Linked DNA regions of Homo sapiens: regions 2, 3, 4 and 5 are each linked to region 1. The links are chromatin contacts, found by Hi-C or POLR2A ChIA-PET in ENCODE. All regions are on one chromosome and are shown on one strand. Each heading gives the region's core, a stretch centred on a gene start or an enhancer-like site at or near the end of the contact. The rest is flanking DNA. Distances are from core to core; before and after follow the strand shown.

The links. Hi-C counts contacts between places; a loop is a spot of excess contacts on that map. ChIA-PET counts read pairs that join two places held with the same protein, here RNA polymerase II (POLR2A). Pooled maps may share reads with other maps.
Region 2: a pooled map of gastrocnemius medialis shows a loop between it and region 1 (5-fold over the local background). The contact joins two enhancer-like sites. A Hi-C loop is called at or near these places in 4 of 168 maps with a recorded cell type or tissue (HCT116, PC-3, PC-9 and 1 more) and 6 of 50 pooled maps. POLR2A ChIA-PET finds 5 or more read pairs at or near these places in 1 of 52 experiments (MCF 10A).
Region 3: a loop to region 1 is called in a map of ascending aorta, with 5 times the contacts of the local background. The contact joins two enhancer-like sites. A Hi-C loop is called at or near these places in 5 of 168 maps with a recorded cell type or tissue (PC-3, PC-9, ascending aorta and 2 more) and 6 of 50 pooled maps. POLR2A ChIA-PET finds 5 or more read pairs at or near these places in 2 of 52 experiments (MCF 10A and PC-9).
Region 4: a map of posterior cingulate gyrus shows a loop between it and region 1 (4-fold over the local background). The contact joins two enhancer-like sites. A Hi-C loop is called at or near these places in 1 of 168 maps with a recorded cell type or tissue (posterior cingulate gyrus) and 3 of 50 pooled maps. POLR2A ChIA-PET finds 5 or more read pairs at or near these places in 1 of 52 experiments (PC-9).
Region 5: a map of sigmoid colon shows a loop between it and region 1 (28-fold over the local background). The contact joins two enhancer-like sites. A Hi-C loop is called at or near these places in 10 of 168 maps with a recorded cell type or tissue (HCT116, IMR-90, MCF 10A and 7 more) and 7 of 50 pooled maps. POLR2A ChIA-PET finds 5 or more read pairs at or near these places in 2 of 52 experiments (BJ and PC-9).

Annotation. Positions count from the first base shown.
Region 1 is chr9:107,749,182-107,753,092 of GRCh38, reverse strand. LOC105376208 (a long non-coding RNA gene) reads right to left here. Exons shown (of 7, transcript XR_930229.2): 2 at 542-702. Among named protein-coding and RNA genes, the nearest start is that of KLF4, 260 kb to the right of the region's middle. RefSeq lists enhancers at 1,073-1,172, 1,214-1,941. Within about 2 kb of position 2,257, at least 33 of the 41 ENCODE cell types and tissues checked have a DNase peak (open chromatin) inside an H3K27ac peak, as active enhancers do; they include PC-3, PC-9, ascending aorta and 4 more, where a contact is called at or near this core.
Region 2 is chr9:108,549,620-108,553,530 of GRCh38, reverse strand. No RefSeq gene overlaps it. Among named protein-coding and RNA genes, the nearest start is that of ACTL7B, 300 kb to the left of the region's middle. RefSeq lists an enhancer at 1,781-2,282. Within about 2 kb of position 1,915, at least 6 of the 41 ENCODE cell types and tissues checked have a DNase peak (open chromatin) inside an H3K27ac peak, as active enhancers do; they include PC-3, PC-9 and mammary epithelial cell, where a contact is called at or near this core.
Region 3 is chr9:108,476,608-108,480,518 of GRCh38, reverse strand. No RefSeq gene overlaps it. Among named protein-coding and RNA genes, the nearest start is that of ACTL7B, 380 kb to the left of the region's middle. Within about 2 kb of position 1,883, at least 13 of the 41 ENCODE cell types and tissues checked have a DNase peak (open chromatin) inside an H3K27ac peak, as active enhancers do; they include PC-3, PC-9, ascending aorta and 1 more, where a contact is called at or near this core.
Region 4 is chr9:108,437,895-108,441,805 of GRCh38, reverse strand. All of the region lies in intron 1 of LOC105376214 (a long non-coding RNA gene), which reads left to right. Among named protein-coding and RNA genes, the nearest start is that of ACTL7B, 420 kb to the left of the region's middle. Within about 2 kb of position 1,730, at least 4 of the 41 ENCODE cell types and tissues checked have a DNase peak (open chromatin) inside an H3K27ac peak, as active enhancers do; they include PC-9, where a contact is called at or near this core.
Region 5 is chr9:108,271,070-108,274,980 of GRCh38, reverse strand. All of the region lies in intron 4 of LOC105376214 (a long non-coding RNA gene), which reads left to right. It overlaps LOC105376212 (a long non-coding RNA gene), which reads left to right. Exons shown (of 3, transcript XR_930235.3): 1 at 1-3,617. Among named protein-coding and RNA genes, the nearest start is that of ACTL7B, 580 kb to the left of the region's middle. Within about 2 kb of position 2,305, at least 17 of the 41 ENCODE cell types and tissues checked have a DNase peak (open chromatin) inside an H3K27ac peak, as active enhancers do; they include PC-9, mammary epithelial cell, prostate gland and 1 more, where a contact is called at or near this core.

The DNA of each region.
Region 1 (3,911 bases), core at 1,008-3,507:
CTTTAGCTGGCAAATGGGCTGCTTTGCAGGGTCCAAGAAAACTCTCCTAACAAATTTCCTGCTTTGTCAGGGATCACCAGAAGTCTGGGTTCCACTGGAACTGTCAACAGGAGTGCCTATATGTGGCCTCTCCAACATGGCAGTCTCAGAGTAGCTGGACCTCTTATGTAGTATTTCAGAGCTCCTGGAGAGGGTTTCCAAGAGACCCAGGGAGAAGCTGCAAGGTTTTTTATGATCTAGCCCTAGCAACATTTCCGCTTCATTCTATGGTCAAAGAAGTCATTAAAGCCAGTCCAAATTCAAGGGGAAAAGAGGAAGAATTCCACTTCTCCAGGAAAAGGACATTAATATACTTGGAGGAAATGAACTGATGGCAGTCATCTTGGAGACAGGTGACCAGAGGGAATGTTCTGCTTTTTGATTTGGGTGTTAATTATAGGCTCTATTCAGGTTGTGAACATTTATCAACCTGTATACTTCTAGGTGCCCTTTTCTATGTGTATATAATTTTAATAAAATATTGCAATCTAAACAGACTTACCAAGCAGAATAACCTTTGGAACAGACAGGTCCCATTTGGACAGGTCCCATCTCTGTGGCTGGATGGATACTCCTGCTTCACTGGAGTCACATGGCCCCTCAGCATTTCTGTGACCTTGGGTTACATAGGTGTGAAGGTCAGGCCTCTTGCTCTGTTAGGGTCTCCGTTTCAATGACAAAAGAAAACATTTATTTGGATTACTGTGAGGAAGAATGAGACAAATGAAGAGAAAACTTCTGGCATATCCTAGATGCTCAGTAAATGAGCTTCATTTCATTTCAAGCCCTGAGTGCTGCCTCAGACCCTTGACTCCTAGGCTGCCAAGGAAATTAGCAGCTAGGACTTTCTAGAAGTCTTGCCAGGAGTCCAGAGAGAGCTTGTCTTCCAGCCCCCCTTGCTCACCTTGTGAGCAGAGACAGGGGTACATTCTCAGGCACCTGTGCCCTGCAGGGAGGGCCTGGGTCAGAAGCCGATGAAAATAACTTTGCAGCTGCCAGGACTAGTCCAAAGTCCCCAAGCGCAGTGACAAGTGAATCACCTCAACGAACGCTTAGTCACTGCAAGGTACTTTCCACACAGACACATGGAGATGGTTACCAAAGAAATGTCTGCTGGCTGCTCTCACATCAGCTCAAAGAAAATGTTGTTGTAACCTTTACTTTGGAGGGGGAAAAAATAGCATCACTTTCCCTTTTCCTTTCCTTTTCTTTTTTGGAGAGAGATTCATTGGCAACATTGTTGAAGTGGTTGTTTTTATTTACCCTGGAGAAAGTTTCCAGATAGCTCTGAATCCAGAGCTTTGTATATGTAGCAGTCCCTTCAAGTCTTAAGCTCTTAGTGTCTAAGTGTGTAAACAACCCCCTTAGAGGAGACTGTCACGGACCATCCAGATCACAGGGCCTCCCATGAAGCTCCCTGATGGCAAGCAGAGTCCTCCAAGCTTTTAAAAGTCAGAGATGGGAGGTCCAAATCCCTCTGCCCTGTATTATCAGTATAGCCTCAGGGCAAAGGGTTCCAACTTCCTGAGCCCCCTACTTCTTTATTAATAACAATGAAGCTTCATTATGTGTACCCACAAGGTGGTTGTGAGAATTAGATGAGGTGGTGTGCAGAAGCATCCCCAACAATGCTTGGCATTCTCATAGTAGTTGATTAGTTAAAGTAAGTTAATCTCTCCTTCTCTCTCCTGATTCTTCCTTTGTTATTTCTCTTGCTGCCTTTCTCTTTTTAAACTCCCTCTCTTCCTTCTCTTTTCTTCCTTGCCAAACTTAATCAACCCTCATTCTCTCCTATTCTCTCCTTTCCTCTCTGCTGTCTGCGTGTTTTTTTTTCCTTCCTTTTTTGCCTTGTTTTCAAGCCTCACCCCCCCCCCCCCCGCCTCCACACACACACACACACACACACTCACAGCCATCTCTCTGGCTGGTACAGCTTTGGCATAAAGCTATTGAAAGCCAGCCAAATTCTGGTTAAAAACACTGCAATTCTTGGCCAGACTTTCTCTCCTTACAAATGAGGGTGATGTTTCAGGCATGGGAAGTCTTCCCATCCATTTAGGCCCCAGGGAAAAAAATAGCAACGCCTCAGTGTGTGGCCTTAGGTGGACAGCGAAGTGGGGCTCTGGGTATTGACAGAAATAAATCTGGTGTTTCTGAAAATTGTGAAACATGCGCAGTGAATGTGTCATCCCAGCAAAAGTGAGTCAGCTCCTAGGCCGGGGCCCAAATCTGGCCGCATTTGCTTTCTAAATAGAAAGTGTATTCCTGGCCAGCCCAACTTAGCAAATCAGCGGTCAATGAGAGTGGAAAGACAGGCAGAAAAAGAGACATGCAAATGTATACTTTGCAAGAAGGTTACTGGAAAAATCAAATTCTCTCTCTGTGATTTTAAAAAAAATCATTCATTTTCTTCTTTTCTTTCTATCCTGATATCTGCATCAAACTTTCCTTTTCATCATTATTTTACCCCTTCTGGAGTGGCCTTCAAAACTAGGAACACAGCAAAGTTGCAACAAAGCAGCCTGGAGTAATTGGGTGCTGTAAACTTTGGGGTGAGACTGACCTGAGTTCAAATTCTGACCCCACCTTCAACAAGTTCTGTGTGTGTTGTGTTGTGTTGTGTTGTGTGTGCATGTGTATGTGTGTGTGTGTGTGTGTGTGTGTCCTTGGGAAAATTTCTAACCTCTCTGAAGATTTAGTATCACTTTAACCAAATGGGAGAAATCCAGTGGAGGGTAAAGTAGGTAACATCAGCAGTGCCTAGTTTATGGCAGGTGTTTGTCATCTCTGAGTCACCTTTCTCTTTTTTAGGAAGGGAAGTATGAGGAACTCTGATGCCTCTTCACTCCCTAGTTCTCTGTCCACATGGGGTTATCTCTTTTAGAGGGTGTGAGCACCCAGAATATGGGAGCAGCAGCTTTGCCTCTTCCACTCCAGACATAGAATTTGGAGAAAAGAAGCAACACCAGGCTCAGGGCCTTCTGCGCCAGCATCATGGACAGGCAGGGCTCCCCTGCATCCCTGGCAAGCCCAGATGCTAGAATCATGTGGCCTCCACTCTGCCAGAGGAAGTGATGCAACTGCCCATTGGCTTTGGGTCAGCGTAGAAGAAAGTGTCCTGTTACAGCGTGGGCGTGGCTGGCTTCAGGGCTCCAGTCTGGTGCCCTGTTCCAAACCCACAGCAGAGGGGCAAGCAGGAGATCCTGCCTTTGTGCATAGACTGCCTGCTGTTTACCCAGCTTTGTGTACCACTATCCGGGCCCTAAAAAGGGCCCAGCCAAGCAAGTCATCTCTGGCCCTTGGCCTCTCCCTTCTCTCTGCTCCAGCTCACAAATTGCCCTCACTACAAACACCTGTTTCCTTTCTCCCAGACCCTGTGGGGTCGAGCTAGTCTATTGACCTCATATGCATGGCAGGGATATAATTGAACTCAATTATAGTAACTACATCCATTAAAAACCTATGTAATGTTCATTAAGCCGCCTAGGTAATATGCAATTAATGGCATTACCATATGAATTGTGCATTGGGTCAATAATATGCAGATTATATGTAATGTTCAGTGTATGTATTAATTACAGCACATGCTGGAAAAGCACAGCACTCCAAGCTTGCAGGTCTGTCCCAGTTAGAAACCCTTTTGATCTCATACAAATCCTATTATAGAAGAGCCTTTTCATTAATTGGAACATTTGCTTTTTGGCTCTTTACACAAAGATGACTATTGGAGAGAAAGGACTCTGAAGAGCTGGTTAGCGCTAGAGTTGGGTAAACTTGAGAAGCCTGTATTGGAGCTACTGCTGGAGAAGAGCCATGACCTTCAGGGCAGAATTCAGGCTTCAGAGTTCTGACCTAGCCTTTGCCTGTAATTT
Region 2 (3,911 bases), core at 666-3,165, 800 kb before region 1:
GGACATTCTGAATATGGATACCCATGTGTGTGCACGTGTGTACACATCATGCTGAGACAACTAACACTTGCTAATCATTTGCCTGGGGGTAAATAGTCTTCTTTTACTTCCACCTGTCAAAGCCTATTTCTTCATCAAGGTTTCAATCAAATGTGTCCACTGAGAAAGCAGCCCCAACCTCCACCCTCTCTTCCTCCTTTCCCATTTCCCTGTTAGAATTAGCACTTCCTTTTTTTCACTCCTAAAAGTCCAACTTGGCTTATAGTTGTCTCTCACAAGATTGTGTGCTCTTGAGGTAAGAATTGTTTGTTTGTTTTTCTCTTTATATTCTTTTTGCCTTGTTTAGTACTTAGTACCAGGTAGGTGCTAAAAGCAATGTACTGAATGTGGCAAAACAACCAAATTGTTCTGGTAACAGTGACTAAGTGATAAGGGTTTAATTTTAAACACCTCACCTGTGTCCAAGAAGGCTCTTTTTTAAACATTTGCATGTCTCCCTGATTGAGATGAGGGTCCCTTATATTTAGAAAGGCTCTTCCTTTCCATTCCTGGGCTTGAAGAGAACGCTGGTTTCTGGTTGTGCTAACTGTTCTTCCCTTTAGTAGACAGTCAACAGCCTTGCGTTTTTAGCAGTAACTCATAGACACGCCTACGTACCTGCTTAGCTTGACATATGACTCACTGGGGCTTGGGCCAACATGTTGTCAGGCTAAGGGCCTGTTTTTGTGAACGTGGACTTGGATGTGGGGTGGGAGATGAGGAGGCAGACTTTTGACGTTGCCTGGCTGGGTGAACTTGGGGCAAGACCCTGAATCAGGTACCATCAGAGGTCATCTAGTCCAGCTGCTTCACTGTTCAAATGGGAAGGCCAAGGCCCATAGGGGAAGTACCTGGCTCAAATCCATGTGGCTTATTACTGTCAGAGCTGGCTTCCAACTAACCCTTTTGTTCCCAGTCTAAGGTTCTTTAAAATTACCTAATTAATTAATTAACTAACCAAACATTACTGAGGTCTGCCATTCATCAGGACTTCTCCCAGGTGCTGGGGGACGTAGTATGACTCAGGCATCCTCCCTGTCCTCTCGATCCTGCAGTGCAGTGGAGGCAGAGTGTAGCAAGAAGGGTGCAAACTTGGGCTTCATGTAGATTTGGGTGGGAGTCTCTCTTCTGCCTTTTTCTCACTGTGGGAATGAGAAAAATGAAATGCACATGTTGGCCCTTAAAGCTGTTGCGAAGCTTTAATGAGATAATTCACATAGAACCCTTCACATATTCCTTGGCATATAGTAAATGCTCAATAATAGGTAGCTATTAGTATTATAATGGAGACACTCAGCCCTCGGACCAATCAACTGCCTCAGTTACCTTATTTGAAAAGCGTAGGAAGGCATGTAAAATATTTGCAGAAAATTTGACCTCAAAAAAAGAATACAAGGTTAGCTCGCTTGCCTCAGATAGGGTAGACTGTAATCTGTATACAAAAAAGAAAGGTAATCTGCTTTTTTTTTTCCTCAAAACTGGGAGAGGAAAAGAGAGAATGTGATGATCAGATGAAAAAGAATTTCATTTGTGAGGTGAGAGCTGCATGCATGTTAGGCTATATGCAACTCCTGCCACATTCGCTTCAGACTTTTCAGAGAGAGCCATCATTTCTTTCATAAATAGAAGCCACCTTCCCATTACCCAGTTGACTATGGACCCAGCCCTGCCCTGATTTGGCCACCTCTGGGGCTCCCCCGGAGCCAGGCACAGGCTCTAGGCTGCGTCTCTGACTGGCTGGCATAAGCGGGTCACTGCCTTCAAGGCACTTTTCCGTTTTCATTTATGGACAGAGTCCCATGGGGTGCAAGTCACCCTGGTTTCATGCAGTGTTGCAATCGAAACTATTGAATCTCAAAATGGAATATAATTAAGGCTGGGTTAATAAAGCGTGTTCCACTTGTAGCCAGCAAAGGGTGTCATGTTTCTCCTTGCAGCTTTAGGCAAGGAAACTTAATCTCCAGCTTTGTCAGGGCAGACTGAATCAGAGATGTGTCATCGAGCGGAAAGCTTCTTTTACTTCTTGCAGTCACTACATGGCCAGCCTCATCTCTGTGGATTTATACTGAGCACACAGAATCCAGCCCGTGGCAAGGGCCCCAAGGAAAGGCCAACGCTGCAATATCTTTGAAGACTAATCTGCCTCTGTGTAGGAGGAATTAGGGGACGTTTGCTCTATGCTGGGTCCTGAAACTGATCCTGGAGATAGTACCCCTCAAGTATAGGAGTTGTCAAGGGCACAGGGATGGATGGCTGTGAGCAAAAATGGGATATGGTGTTTTAGACAGTAGGGCTTGAGAGCAGCATGAAGGCTTCGCAGCCTTTGTCTTGCCTTCCTTGCTGCTTTGTGTCCTTTTTCTTTCTTCTTTTCTTCTAGCAACATTGTACTACTCATCCTTCAGCACTCAACATGGCAAGCTTCCCTGACACTCCCAAGCAGAGACTACTGATGCTCATTAAGACCCTCTTAGCACTGAAGCCCACTGTATTATCAATATTGAACATGAATAGCCATTTATTTTGCTTATGATAATCTTTGCTGGGCTCTTTGCCGGGCATTTATATGTTATCTAATCCCATCACCTTGGCGTCCCCTTTAGTATGGACAAGCAAACTGAAGCTCAAAGAGGATGAGTACATTTCCTAGGGACACATAGTGAATTTACTCATCCAACGGATATTTATTCAACTCCTGCTACATGCCAGGTACTGTTTTAGACCCTGGAGATACATCCCTGAACAGACAAAGATGTCTGTCCTCATATAATTTTTATTCTTGTGTGTGTGTGTGTGTGTGTGTGCACGTGCGTGCGTGCATGCATGTATATGTGTATAAACAATAAAGAGGTAAAATATGTAGAATGTTAGAAGGAGATAAGTACTATGAAAAAAATGCAAATGTAAGGCTGAGCTGGAATTTGAACCCAGGTCTGCTTTACACCTAGCGTGCTCCTCACCACTCAGTTATATTGCCTGTGGTTCTCAGATCTTCTTGTAATTATCTATTGACTTGCCAGCCTCTGCCTCCTAAATTGTAAATTTATCTGGGGCAGGGCCTTTCCTATTAATCAGTTGTCCATCCTGGCATGAAGCTCAGTGGCTGGCACAGAGTCAGCATCCAGTGAATGCTTGTCCAGCATGTGAACAAATGAGTGGCCGTATGATGACACAAGAACTTGCTGAAAAGCAGTAATTTCCCAGGAGGCTGGCCAGTCCTGGAGGCCTGACTCTGCCGCAAATGTGTCCTGTTACCTCAGGCAAGTGTTGGAGCCCATAAAATTTGCAGAATGGGAAAAAATAATGACTGTTTTTGACTTCGTTGTAGCTTGGTCATGAAGATTAATGAGACAGTGCTCAGAGACATCCGCTTCTTTAAGGACAGGGACTTGTGTTATTCCCAGGGGTGTGCTCACTGTTCAGAAGGCCAGCAAGGATCTGCCATGGTGTTTTCAGGAGGGATTGGTCCTATAGAAATGAGTTTTGTTTTACTAAAAAGTTTCAAAGAAGATTTTATGAGCTGCCTCTTCTAGGCTGTGGGCCTGTGCAGAGGTTTGCTACCATTTGGAGCAAACGTGAAAACACATTTTTCCCCCCTTTGCCAAAGTGGGCTCTAATTCAGCTCAAAATTAAGTTTTCGTGAATGTTTCTTTCCCATTGTAGAAGTAACAAATGCTGCATGTGGGTTTTTTTTTTTGTTTTTTTTTTTGTTTTTGTTGTGTTTTTTTGAGTGAAATCTCATGCTTGGCTCTACAAGGGCAGCTCCTGGATTGCTTGTCGGCCAGTTGGCAAATATAAGTCATTAAGAAAAGTGGTGCTGGATCTGTGGTCCCTAGGAGAAAAGGGCTCTTCCACTGGACACTGGGAACAGGAAA
Region 3 (3,911 bases), core at 634-3,133, 730 kb before region 1:
TTCTATAATTTGACTTTGCTGTGACACCATCATAATAGGGTTCAAAGTGGTTACAAGAAACAGCATTGTCAGCATGTATATGGACATTCTAATGCATTAATGGGAGGAATGTGCGTTGGTATAACACTTCTGGTGGGCAATTCAGTTACGTGTATCAAAAAATTTCAAAACTTCTGTGTCTTTTGGTCCAGCACTTCCAGGAGTTTATTCTTTCATGTCCAGGAATAAATGGAAGTAATACAGATGGTCCCCAACTTAATGATGGTTCTGCTTAAGAGCCTTGGACTTGACTATGGTGCAGAAGCAATATGCATGGTATAGTAGTAACCATACTTTCAGTACCTACACCATCATTCTGTTTTTCACTTTCAGTATAGTATTCAAGAAGTTACATAAGCTATTCGACACTTTCTAATAAAATAAGTTTTGTGTTAGATAATTTTGCCCAGCTGTAGGCTAATGTAAGTGTTCTGAGCATGTTTAAAATAGGCCAGGCTAAGTTATGATGTTCAGTAGGTTAGTTGGATTAAATGCATTATCAACTTAGGATATTTTCAACTTATGATGGGTTTATGAGGACATAACCCCATTGCCTAAGTCACGGAATTCTTGTATATGTGTGCGTAAAAATTCAGCTACACTAAATGCAATGTGATATGTTTATTTGGATCCTGGAACGGAACAGGGACATTGGTAGAAAAGCTAATGAAATCTGAATAAAGTCTGGAGTATAGTTAATGTTAACATACCAATGTTGGTTTTTCAGTTATGACAAATGTACCATGGTAATATAAGATGTTAACATTAGGGGAACTCTATATTATGGGAACTCTATACTGGCTGCAACTTTTCTGCAAACCTAAAATACTTCTAAAATAAAATGTTTATTAAAAATATTCATCCATAAGGATCTGCAGTGCAGTGTGCCGTAAGAGCAAAAAGTTGGAAACAACCTAAATATCCAACCACTGACGCTTGCTTAAATAATTTTAATTTTATTCATAGAATGGAATAGCAGATAGTCATCCAAATGATGTTTTAGAATTCTATTTGTTAACAAAGATGTTCATAATATGTAAAGTGAAAAAGCAATTTTCAAAATATTATTATTTTATTAAAATGTGTACATAAAGAGAATTGACAGAATGTACTGAGTCATTGGGATTAAAGGAGATTAAATCTGTGTGTGGATGTGTGTACATATGTTTACTAGTTTTTAAATACAGGGCTTATGTTGGTTTTGTAATAAGAATTTTTAAAGTTTGTTTTTTTTTACTTTGCAAAAGTGAAATGGGTGAGTCAGACTGTTCTGACACAGGGCTGACAGTGATGAGTGTAGTCTCACCACAAACTTGAAAATAAGGGACATCAGATTGCACTCTGGGAATTAGGCTCAGAAATCAACATAGAAAGTATTAGTTTTGAGTGGGGCAAAATCTCTTTAAAGAATCAGAATGACTCACGGGCCAGAATTAGTCCTGGCTACAGCCAAACTTGACATTCAGAAATGTAGTTCAGAATGTGTCTGTCAGAACGGAGTTGGTACGGAACAAACTCAGCTAAAGGAGGGTCACAGAGGGTGCCAGTGTCATCTCAGCAGCCTTATGATGACACATCTGGTCAGACTGGCCTCAGTTTCTCTCTCTCTCTGATAAGTCTGTCCTGCAATGAGACAGAAGTGTCATCTGTTATCCCGCCTCTGACCACTAAACATTTTGATCATCCAGTTAATTCTCTGCCACTAATCAGGGTGAGGCCCACGAAAGAGCCTCTGGTTACTTGACTCTCCCTGTAGGCTGCCCACAGCTGGTCAGGCTGACACGAGCACCCATCCCCTTGACAATGAGTTTCCTCATTGCGAACGAGCAGATTTGGCAGCTAATTTGATGAATGTCTCTGTGCGCATTACTAGTGTGAGTCAGTGCTCTGGGCCCAGTCAAATCTGTAGCTCTGACAGGAGGAATTTATGAGCCTGTGAGGGGAAGGGCCAGAACATGGACCCTGTGAATTGCCCATAATAACGGTTCCCTTTGGGTCTTGTCAGGCACCCCCTTGGCCTCTTCTCAAAGATCCAAGCGGCATTTCCCCTGGGATGTAGTGGCTCACTCATTTCGTTTATAATGCTTCTCCCAGCCCAACCATCTGGCATTGGGAAAACCTGCCTAGTCCCCTTGGGTTAGGGCAGCAGAGTCCAGTGAGATGAGTGAGTCCTACAGGAACCTGGTAAAATAACTCAGATAAACATGGGAACCCAACAAACTTCCACCGAGGGTTGAATAGTTCCCAGACATCAAGCTTGGTGGAGATCCTTCATGTTCACTGTTCATGATGGCTCTGTCGTGGCACGAAAAGCATTAGACATGGAGTCATCAGATTTTGTTTCTATGGCTTTGGCCTAATTATCTGGGTGACTCTGCACCAGTCAATGTTTTGACGTCTTGACCATAAAATCAAGGATAGCAATACCTACCACACAGCATTGTTATAAGTTCAGTTGCTATGATGGATAGTACAGCACAATAGAAACTAGAAAGAAATGTACAAATAAAAAGTACAGTCATGTGCCACATAATGATGTTTGGTCAACTGTAGACTGCGTATGTGACAGTGGTCTCACAAGATTATGATGGAGCTGAAAAATTCCTGTCATCGAGTGACAGTATAGCCATCATAATTACTCACATGTTTATGGTGCTTCTGAGGTAAGCAGCGACGTGCTGTACAGGTTTGTATCCCAGGAATAATAGGCTATGCCATATAGCCTAGGTGTGTAGTAGCTTATACCATCTAGATTTGTGTTAAGTGCACTTTATGATGTTTGCACAACCATGAAATCACTTAACGACAATTTCTCAGAACATATCCCTGCTGTTAAGCAACGTGTGACTGACTGTATTGTTATTTCTCTTTTCATGAGTCATAATTCAAATGTGTGTGTGTGAGCAATTTTTTGAAATGCAAACAAATTGGAAAGTTTTATGTCCTGGAAAGTGGAGAGCTGATTTAGTTTCTGATCGGGTATGGAAATACATCAATTACTAAAGAGATAGCAAGCAATTCCTTAGTGTGCATAAAACTTCATAATTGAATATTTAACTTATATTAAGTATCCAATAACTGGGTTTTGTTCTGAATGCTAGCATTGCATCCAGATTCGATTCTACATAGTGTTTTTAAGATGCAGTTTCACCAAAGAGATTCTTTTGCTGCCATAATTCCAAAGCCCTGGTTAAGGCCTCTCCAATCTAGGAGCCCCTGTAATTCTTATGATTTTGTCTGCACTTAGAGACGTGTTGATTCTCTTGTCGGGCCCATGTCCTACATCTTGTATATTATGTTCACTTATGATTGTTCCACGGCCACACAGGGTTCAGCAGGAGAAAGACCCTGGAGTTGTAGTCAAAAGACCCTCAATGTGTGCATATCTCAGATTCCTATCTATAAAATGAGATAAATGATTTACTTTGCATGATATGGTTTAAATGGAACACTGAATTGTTATTGGATTCTTACTTTGTTCCATAAAACTGTAACACTCATCATTTTATTCTTATTTCAAAGACCGAGACATTGTGTAGGGCAGGTAGACCTCCTAACCTAGACCATGTGATGCTAGGCCACCATCCTGGTGAGGCTTTGGGGCTTGGACTTGTCCATCAACAGAACATTTCCTGCTGGTTGAAGCAACTGCTTCTATTCTGGAAGAGCTCTGGTTCTGATATTCTTTCTATAAATAAGAATGACTAACACTGATGGAGCACTTACTCTGGGCTAGTCATTGTTCTAAGAACTTTATATAAATTAGTTCACTTAATCCCCACAACAGCCCTATAAAACAGGTACTCATTTTCCCCCGCCAACGTTTTTTTAGAGAAAAGGAAATAAAAACAGACAGTTGGTCACTTGCTCAC
Region 4 (3,911 bases), core at 481-2,980, 690 kb before region 1:
CATAGATCAACAAATATTTATGCATATTATAATGCTTAATAATGAAGGGATTCATGTCCTATTAATTTCTGTTTGAATTTCTCTTAATTCTTTCATTTAAAATCTGTGCACATTGTGTAATTGCTGTTCATAATAAGAATATGTGTGCTTTAAAAGCTTATAAATATTATCCATACGTGGAGACATCTTTTCCAACTATAGACCATTAGGAAGTAAACCTAATAATAAATTGTCTGGCCTTAGAAAACATGGTTAGAGTGAAAAGTCCACATTTTGTTCCTGTAATTTGTAACGCACTCAGAAAATACCAAAGCTGGCTCAGAACCAGCTGACGAGCCCTCCAGCACTGGATTCATAATGGGGAGCCTATTTTTCTTTTATTACTGGTAACTGGAAAAGCCTAGCAACTATTTTCCATTGACATTCCCTCCAGGATGGAGAGCTTGTTTTTCCTAGATTTTTGTGTATTTTTAGGCAGTCATCTTGGGCAGTCTGGCTTTGTATCAAAAGTGTTATTAATTGAAGAGTTTCTCCTTTGGGCTATTGGGTAGAAAAATACAGTCTCTGTATCTTCATGTCTATTTTGGGGGTCATGGCTTGTTCCAGTTCCCCATCTTTTTGCAAAGCGGCTGTTCTTTCATCTTATCCCTGTAGTGTGCCTGGAGAAAGAAAGAAACAGAATCCCAGAGCTATGATCACCCTTCTAAAAGTCTTACTTGGAAGTGGCAAAAGTGGCAACTTTGGGCCTCTGAATTCCTTTTCTAGAATTTATGGAAAATAGAAAAAATCGTTGATGGAAAAGCAGAAGGTTGATTAGTAGGCAAAGAAGGATGGTGGTCTCCACCTTCAGGATGACCACTGTATGCAGCTTTTGGGAGATTTTAATTATACTTGACTTGATCTCTGCCTGGAGTTCTCCATTGCATAGTTCTCCTCTTCTTACAAGCAAAACATGCTTGCACTTAGTTTGGGTTCAAAAAACATTTTTACAAGTCCTTTGTCCTATGCATGGGTTTTCCTCCTTTTGCTTGGTACTATAAAGCAAAGCAAGCTTAGTTATCAAGGAGAGATGGGTTTGATACTTTATCGTTTAAAAACATCATTTAGCAATTTGGAAAGTACTGGGCTAGCACCTAGGCCTCTCACTTATGTCTCACATGAACACCCTGGGAAGTGAACTAACGGATTGATAGCCTGTAGGTCACTTGTGTTATGGTAGGCATGTTAATACATTATTTCATTTAGTTCTCTTGACCAAAGTGCAAGAAGAAAATGATTACTTCATTTTCTAGTAACAGATTTTAGAAGTCAGCTAACTTGTGAAGGTCACACTGTTGGTAGTAGGGAAGCAAGGGATGGTCTGAAGTTGGTATAACTCCAAAGCCTGGTACTCCATCCTATTTACCAGCACACCATAACATATTTCAGAGAGTAAGGGATAGTGACATAATCCCTTAATAGTTTTTCCTGAAAGGATTCTTTTCACAGCTTAGGATTATCATCAGTTGAACAGAGTTTCAGGCTATAGCCCGGCATGCATCTTCTGAGGAAAACAGTGATTCACCCAGTTATATTATTCAGGGAGACTAAGAATATGAGGCATGAGTGGACGTGAAATTCCTTTTCAATGAAGCCAGAGATGTCAGAGGAAAAAGTTGTTAATGACATTTCATAATACTTTATACACAGTGTACTTATCTGATTTTAAAGTTCTCTTGTCCTAGTTAAGAAGACAAAATAAGGGGTGTGATGCCCACATAGTTTCACTTGAAAAAGAGACACATAATGAAGTCAAACCTTTGAGGAATTCACTGATATGGCTTGTTGGGAGTGGCCGCTTTTCAGTTGAGGACATCATGATTCAAGTGGGGAGTTTAGAGGCCAAGATCTGGGCTTCTGAGAGTTTAACTGTTGCGCTCTGTAGAAAGTTATTTTGCTAAAAAGGCTTATTTCCTTTCATTGATAATAAAAATATTGTTAAACTCTAGTCATAAGTAAAAATTCTAGGGCATCCTGAATTATCAGTCAGCATGTATGTATCCTAGGGTTTTGTTCAAAATATTAAATATCTGCTTTGGCGTGGCCACTGACCATTAGCGTGGACTCAGGCTTTGGAGTTGGGGCTGAGTTGGGGAGGACCCTTTCCCTGTACAGCTTTAACCCTTTAGGAGCTTGACTATGGGAAGTTCTGGGGGGTCCCAAGGAAGGGACCAAGGTGTCCAGAATAGCAGAAAGGATCTATGGGACAATTTATCAACTGAAAAAAAGGTTCAACATTTTAACAATGGCTACTGTCTCACTAGCGTGTATGAGATGAATATCAGATCTGTGTACATCACAAGCAATGTAATATAGTAATAAATTCCTACATACACCAGCCACTATGGGGCTAAACAAGAGAGACCTTGAAACCAATGTGAAACTCCTTTTATGGAGTATTTTCTAGAAATATTAACATCTAACACTGGAAAGATAATATAATTGAATAATTAGGAATAAAGGCTCTGGGGTTAGGCTGCTTGCGTCTATTAATTTCCTGTGGCTCCTGTAACAAATTATCACAAACTTAGTGGCTCAAAACAACACAACACACAATTATTCTCTCACGGCTCTGGAGGTGAGAAGTTTCAAATCATGATGTTGTCAGGGCTGCATTCCTTCTATTGGCTTCATGGCAGAATCAATCTCTCTTGCCTTTTCGGCTTCTAGAGACCATCTGCATTCATTCCTTGACTCAGGTACCCTTGCTTCTATCACTCAACTTCTTGCTTCTGACATCACTTCTCATATTACTGACTCTGACTTTCTTGTTTCTCTTATAAGGACCCTTGTGATTACATTGGATCCACCTAAATAATCCAAGGTACTCTTCCCATCTCAGGATCCATAATTTAGTCACATCAGCAAAGTTACTCTTGCCATAAAAGATAACATATTCATAGATTCTGGGGACTCAGTCATAGGTATCTTTGGGAGCCCATTATTCTGTCTACCAAAATGGATTCCCACCCTGGCTTTGTCACTTTTTAGCTTTGTGATCTAGTGAGTAGCTATAAGGCAAGTTACTCATTCTCTCTGTGCCTCAGTTTTCTCATCTGAAAAATGGGAATAATAGTAGTACTTCATATTCATAGGGCGAAGATGGAGTGAATTAGTACAGGGGAAGGGCTTGGAACCATTCCTAGCCTCTAGCGTGTGTGCAGTGAGAGACATCTGTTGTATCAACGGGACTGTATCCATGCTCTTGGGGTATGTCTACTACCCCAGCAAACTCTCTTCAGCTCTCTGCAGCTGAGCACACAGCCGATGTCCTTGTCAGGCCAACTTAGGGAGACGGCGCCTTTTGGTGCTTCATGATTCTGTTGCAGTCCAATGATATGCCTGGTTTCCTATCCCTGCAATCATTCCTGGACTATAGTTGGGGAGCTTCTTGAGTTCCCCTTGTAGTTTCAACCTTGATTCAACCTCTGGGACAAGAAGAGGAAGGATAGACAATGTTTAAGAAATTGTAGGTCTAGATTCCAGAACTCACTGTGAAGCCATGCCCAAGTTCTATCAATTTCTTCTTTCAGTGATCATCGTTGTAAGAATCTTCCAAAATGGAGTTCCATCCTGTTCCCTGCCATCTTCCTAGCACAGGGTTCATGATCAGATTGCTGTTTCCTGTCCCCACCCTAATATTGCCATCTTCTAGTCTTTCTGCTTCCAGGGCCCCTGTGGGTTTTCCTTAGTGTTGATCCCCTGCATGAGATTGTTACATCCTCCAAAGCCTGGAGCAGCCCACCCCTAGCCTCTGCCTCCCCTCTGGAAGAGATTTCAAAGCACTGCCTTCATATCAAATGAGGGGAATAAAAACTGTTCCTTTTTATAGAATAAATTGGATTTGGACTTTCAGGCATCTATTGTCTGAG
Region 5 (3,911 bases), core at 1,056-3,555, 520 kb before region 1:
ATTTAGCAAGTAAACAAATTCACAGACGCAGAATCCAAGAATAATGAGAACCGACTGTATATTCAATCATTGGGCAAATATTAATTGTGTGCCTACTATGTGCCGGACACTGTTCTAGTCACTGGGGATTCAGCAGTGAACAAAACAAAGCCTCTGTGCTCCTGGACCTAACATTCTGGGGAAAGGGTAAATGCAGGTAGTAAAGTACATCATGGTCAAGATGGTGATAATCTATGGAGACAGATCACACTGGGAGTGGAGTAGGGAGGGATTAGTGGAGTGTTCTGTGAACACTCAAGGAAATCAGTTCATATGGACATGTGTGGAAGGAGCAATTTGGGAAGTAGGGACACGCAGTGTAGATGCTGAGCAAGAAGCCAGGATGGCTGCAGTTGGGGGTGGCAGAGAGGAGATGAGATAAAGACTGGGTTGGCAAATGATGTAGGATTCTCTGACTTCAGAACCTGGGCTCTTGAAAGGAACATGGGATGAAGATGCAGTATGAGCACTGGGGTGCATTCTAAGTTGTCATAAGGTTGGCAAACGAAAAAGACTGTGAGCTTTTGCTCTTGAGAAAGGTTCCAGTAAGATCCAAAGAAAGAATCTTCGCAAAGGGGTGGAGGCTTCGCCAAGGCCCCCAGACCTCTACTTCATCTGAAGCTTCAGGGTGGGTCACCTGAGGATGCCTCTTTTAGGGAAGTGACTTCAAATCAGCTTGGGATTGGAGGAGACTCTCTGGGAGATAATCTGGCCCAGAGCTGCAATACTGAGGACAATTTCATCAGCATTGACAGTGCATCTGAGGAGAGGCTGGTCACAGCAAACAAACCATCACCCAGGACAACAGGAGTGAAGGCAGAGAGCAAGTCTGCACAGTAAGATTAGCTTGTACAAAAACACTGCTCAACCAACTCAGCTCTGCTCACTGCACTCATCAGAATATGAATGCCACAGCCCATGTTGGAGTCAGTTGCAAAACTCATCTGCAGTTAGACATCCTAAGACTCAACCCATACCACTGACTGATATGGAAACTGAGGCCCAGCAAGGGAAACTAATGAACATCCCATCAAACACCAAGGGAGGGGCTGAACCAGGATGGAAACTTAGCTCTGGCCAAACCATCATTCTAGACAGTTATTCCTAGAGTTAAAAAAAAGAAGAAATTTCACAGAATTCCCAGGTTTGCAGAAAAGCCACTGATTGAGCTGCTGTGTTTGTGTCCATGCAAGCAACTGCAGCCACCTCTACAATTCAGTTTAGTGACTTTATTTATTTATTTATTTAGGCAACCTGGCCATTCAACATCTGCCTCTTGGAGGGCCCTGTGGAAAACTGTGTGGCCATAATGTGAGCCACTCCCAAGAGAAAGGTTCTTAGTCAGCAAAGGTGGTCACGCTAGTTGGAAGAGTCAAAAGGAATTAAACTCCTGTCCCATGATCTTTAGATCTAACAGAGGCACTGGTTCCCTCTTTCAAAGCTTTTTGTAGGAAGGCCTGTCATTTGTGAGGCTCTCTGGCTTCAGGCTTCTGCCTATCTTCTGCGAGGCACTGAATCCCAAAAGAAGTGGAAAGTGGTTGGTCGGGGACAGTGGTGTGCTGGTAGACCCGCTCTCTGGGGGATGGTAAAGGAAAGCCTTGGTTTCCTGCATTTGCCCGATATCTGTGGTGCAAATACTTTCCCCATGGTGGCTTTCAAGCTACCAAGGATTCACAACCGGCTCACAGAATTCCTGAAAATTTAACAATCCACTCTCATGCGCCTGCTGCAGCCATTTCCAGCCCACCTCTGTAGCTCTCTAAACAGCAGGGCCTCATGGATGAGACTAGAGAGGGGAGATGTAGCTGGCTCTGTTTAATTCTGTGAGGTCAAACCACACCTGGGAGGGTGTGTCTGGTTTCAAAGCCTACATTGTAAGAGGAACATAGGCACACTGAAAATTGTTTGATTTGGGCAAGAAGCAATTTCGTCTGAAAAGCCCACCGGGAGACCTATTGCTGGAATGAGAATCCAGGGGAAGAAAAACACAGGGTATCCTGGCCATTGTTTCCAAATCTCTGTGGGGCTGTAAGGTACTTTTCCTGAGGCGTGGAATCTGAACAAATGGGTTGGGGAGGCGTCTAGAACCGGGATGCTGATTTCAGCTCAACCTAGGACTTTTCCGATAAAGCCACCCAGAGAAAGGCAGAGCTGCCTGGCACCATGAGGAATGCCATCACTAAAAGAATAGCATAAAGAACATAGGGCACCCACTAGGTGGGGCTGTGACCGTGGGGACTCCAGGGGCCCCTTCTAGTTCCTGGGGTCTGATCCTGCAATGGACTCTTCTTCCTTTTCCTAGGTAGCCAGTTTTATCTTCTCACTTTCCACTCCCCTTTTCTCTTTCTCCTCTTTCCTGGGCTCTTTTTCTTAGCTGCCTTTAGCCTCTTTACTGGGTTGATCTTCCTTCTGGGACATTGACCTCTAGAGCTTCCTGCACAGAGCGGACTCAGCCCCTTCTCTTTCTCAGGACCCACTTACACCCCCGGGGGAGAGAGCAGGGGCCCTCCTTGTCTTATTTTTCCTTGCTTTCTCTTCTCTCTTCCAACATTCTCAGCTCCACATTTGTGATTGAAGAAGGGCAAATAAACAAATTGAAACTGAAACTGAGCATTGGCCATAAAGTGAGGACATCTGGGAGGCTTGTAAGGAAATTTACATGCTTGCCTGGTTTCAGGTTGCATATTTTGTGTTGCCTGGTAACAAGCCCAGCGTTCCCTTTCATGCTTTATTCTCCTCCTATCCCCTGTTTATAGTGTAATTACCACTGTGACATCATAATCCCTCATTGAACAGCTGTCAGGGGGGCCCAACTGCTGAGTAAACAGGGCTTTATAATCTCTCCTCCCATGGGCTGGTTTACTAAATAGATCAATATTTGGTTTGTAGGCACAGAGATTAGGAGGTGGAAATGTCTTTTGAAAAAGCCCAATCTCTTCCCAGGGCCCTGAGTGCACCTGAGAATGCTGAAAAGAAAAGCCAAGTTCACGGACAAAAAAAGAATCACCCAAGCTGCTTTCACCTGCCTGCGATTTCCCAGGAAGCCAGTTTGTCTTTAAGAAGTGAGACCCATTTGAGAATGAGTAATGTCTTAGGCTCTTTAGTCTAATGCTTAGAGAATTCCACTTTCTTCTTTCGCTCGGCCTCCCCCTGAGCTCCCCTTTCTCTGTCCCCAACTCCATTTTATTTAATCTTTCTAAATGGATATTGTAGCCTCAGGGACTAAAAGAATGACACATGGATAAACAGGAACTAAGCTCCTAAGCTTTTCCCCTACCTGCCATCTTCCTCACCACGCATGAGGATTAGAAGCATCACAAAGAAAGCAGTCTCGGAAGTTTGTCAAATAGAGATTTCTGGGTGATGGTTTGGGAAAGGATGATTTAGATCGTGCCTCTCCTGGGTCGGGAAAGTGACTGAAACACATAACAGCAGAGAACTTGAAGTGCTGGTTTGAGCTTCAGGAGATGTGAGTTCTAGCCCCAGTGCTGCCTGTGATTTTCTCTGTGACCTGGGACAAGTCCCTTGTGGATACGACAGGATATGCGGGCTACAGGGATCTCTGAGGCTTCTCCCAGGTAGGCAAAGTGGAGTGTCAGACTAAGCTGGGCTCAAAAGTTTGTCCTGACACTAGTTAACAGCAAAGTCTTCAAATCACAGGCAACTCTTAAGAGTTGCACTTGCTTCGCTGTAAAAAACGGGAGAATTAATGAATCACTGTGAAGACTAAATGAGATAATGGATGGGGCACACCTCACTGGGTGTGTGATACTTGGTAGGTGTCTTTTTAAAGCATAATTCCTATAAAAACCAAAACTATGGTTTAAAAAAAGGCTTGGAGGTAAAAATTAGAAGGAAAGGAAAGTAAAAGA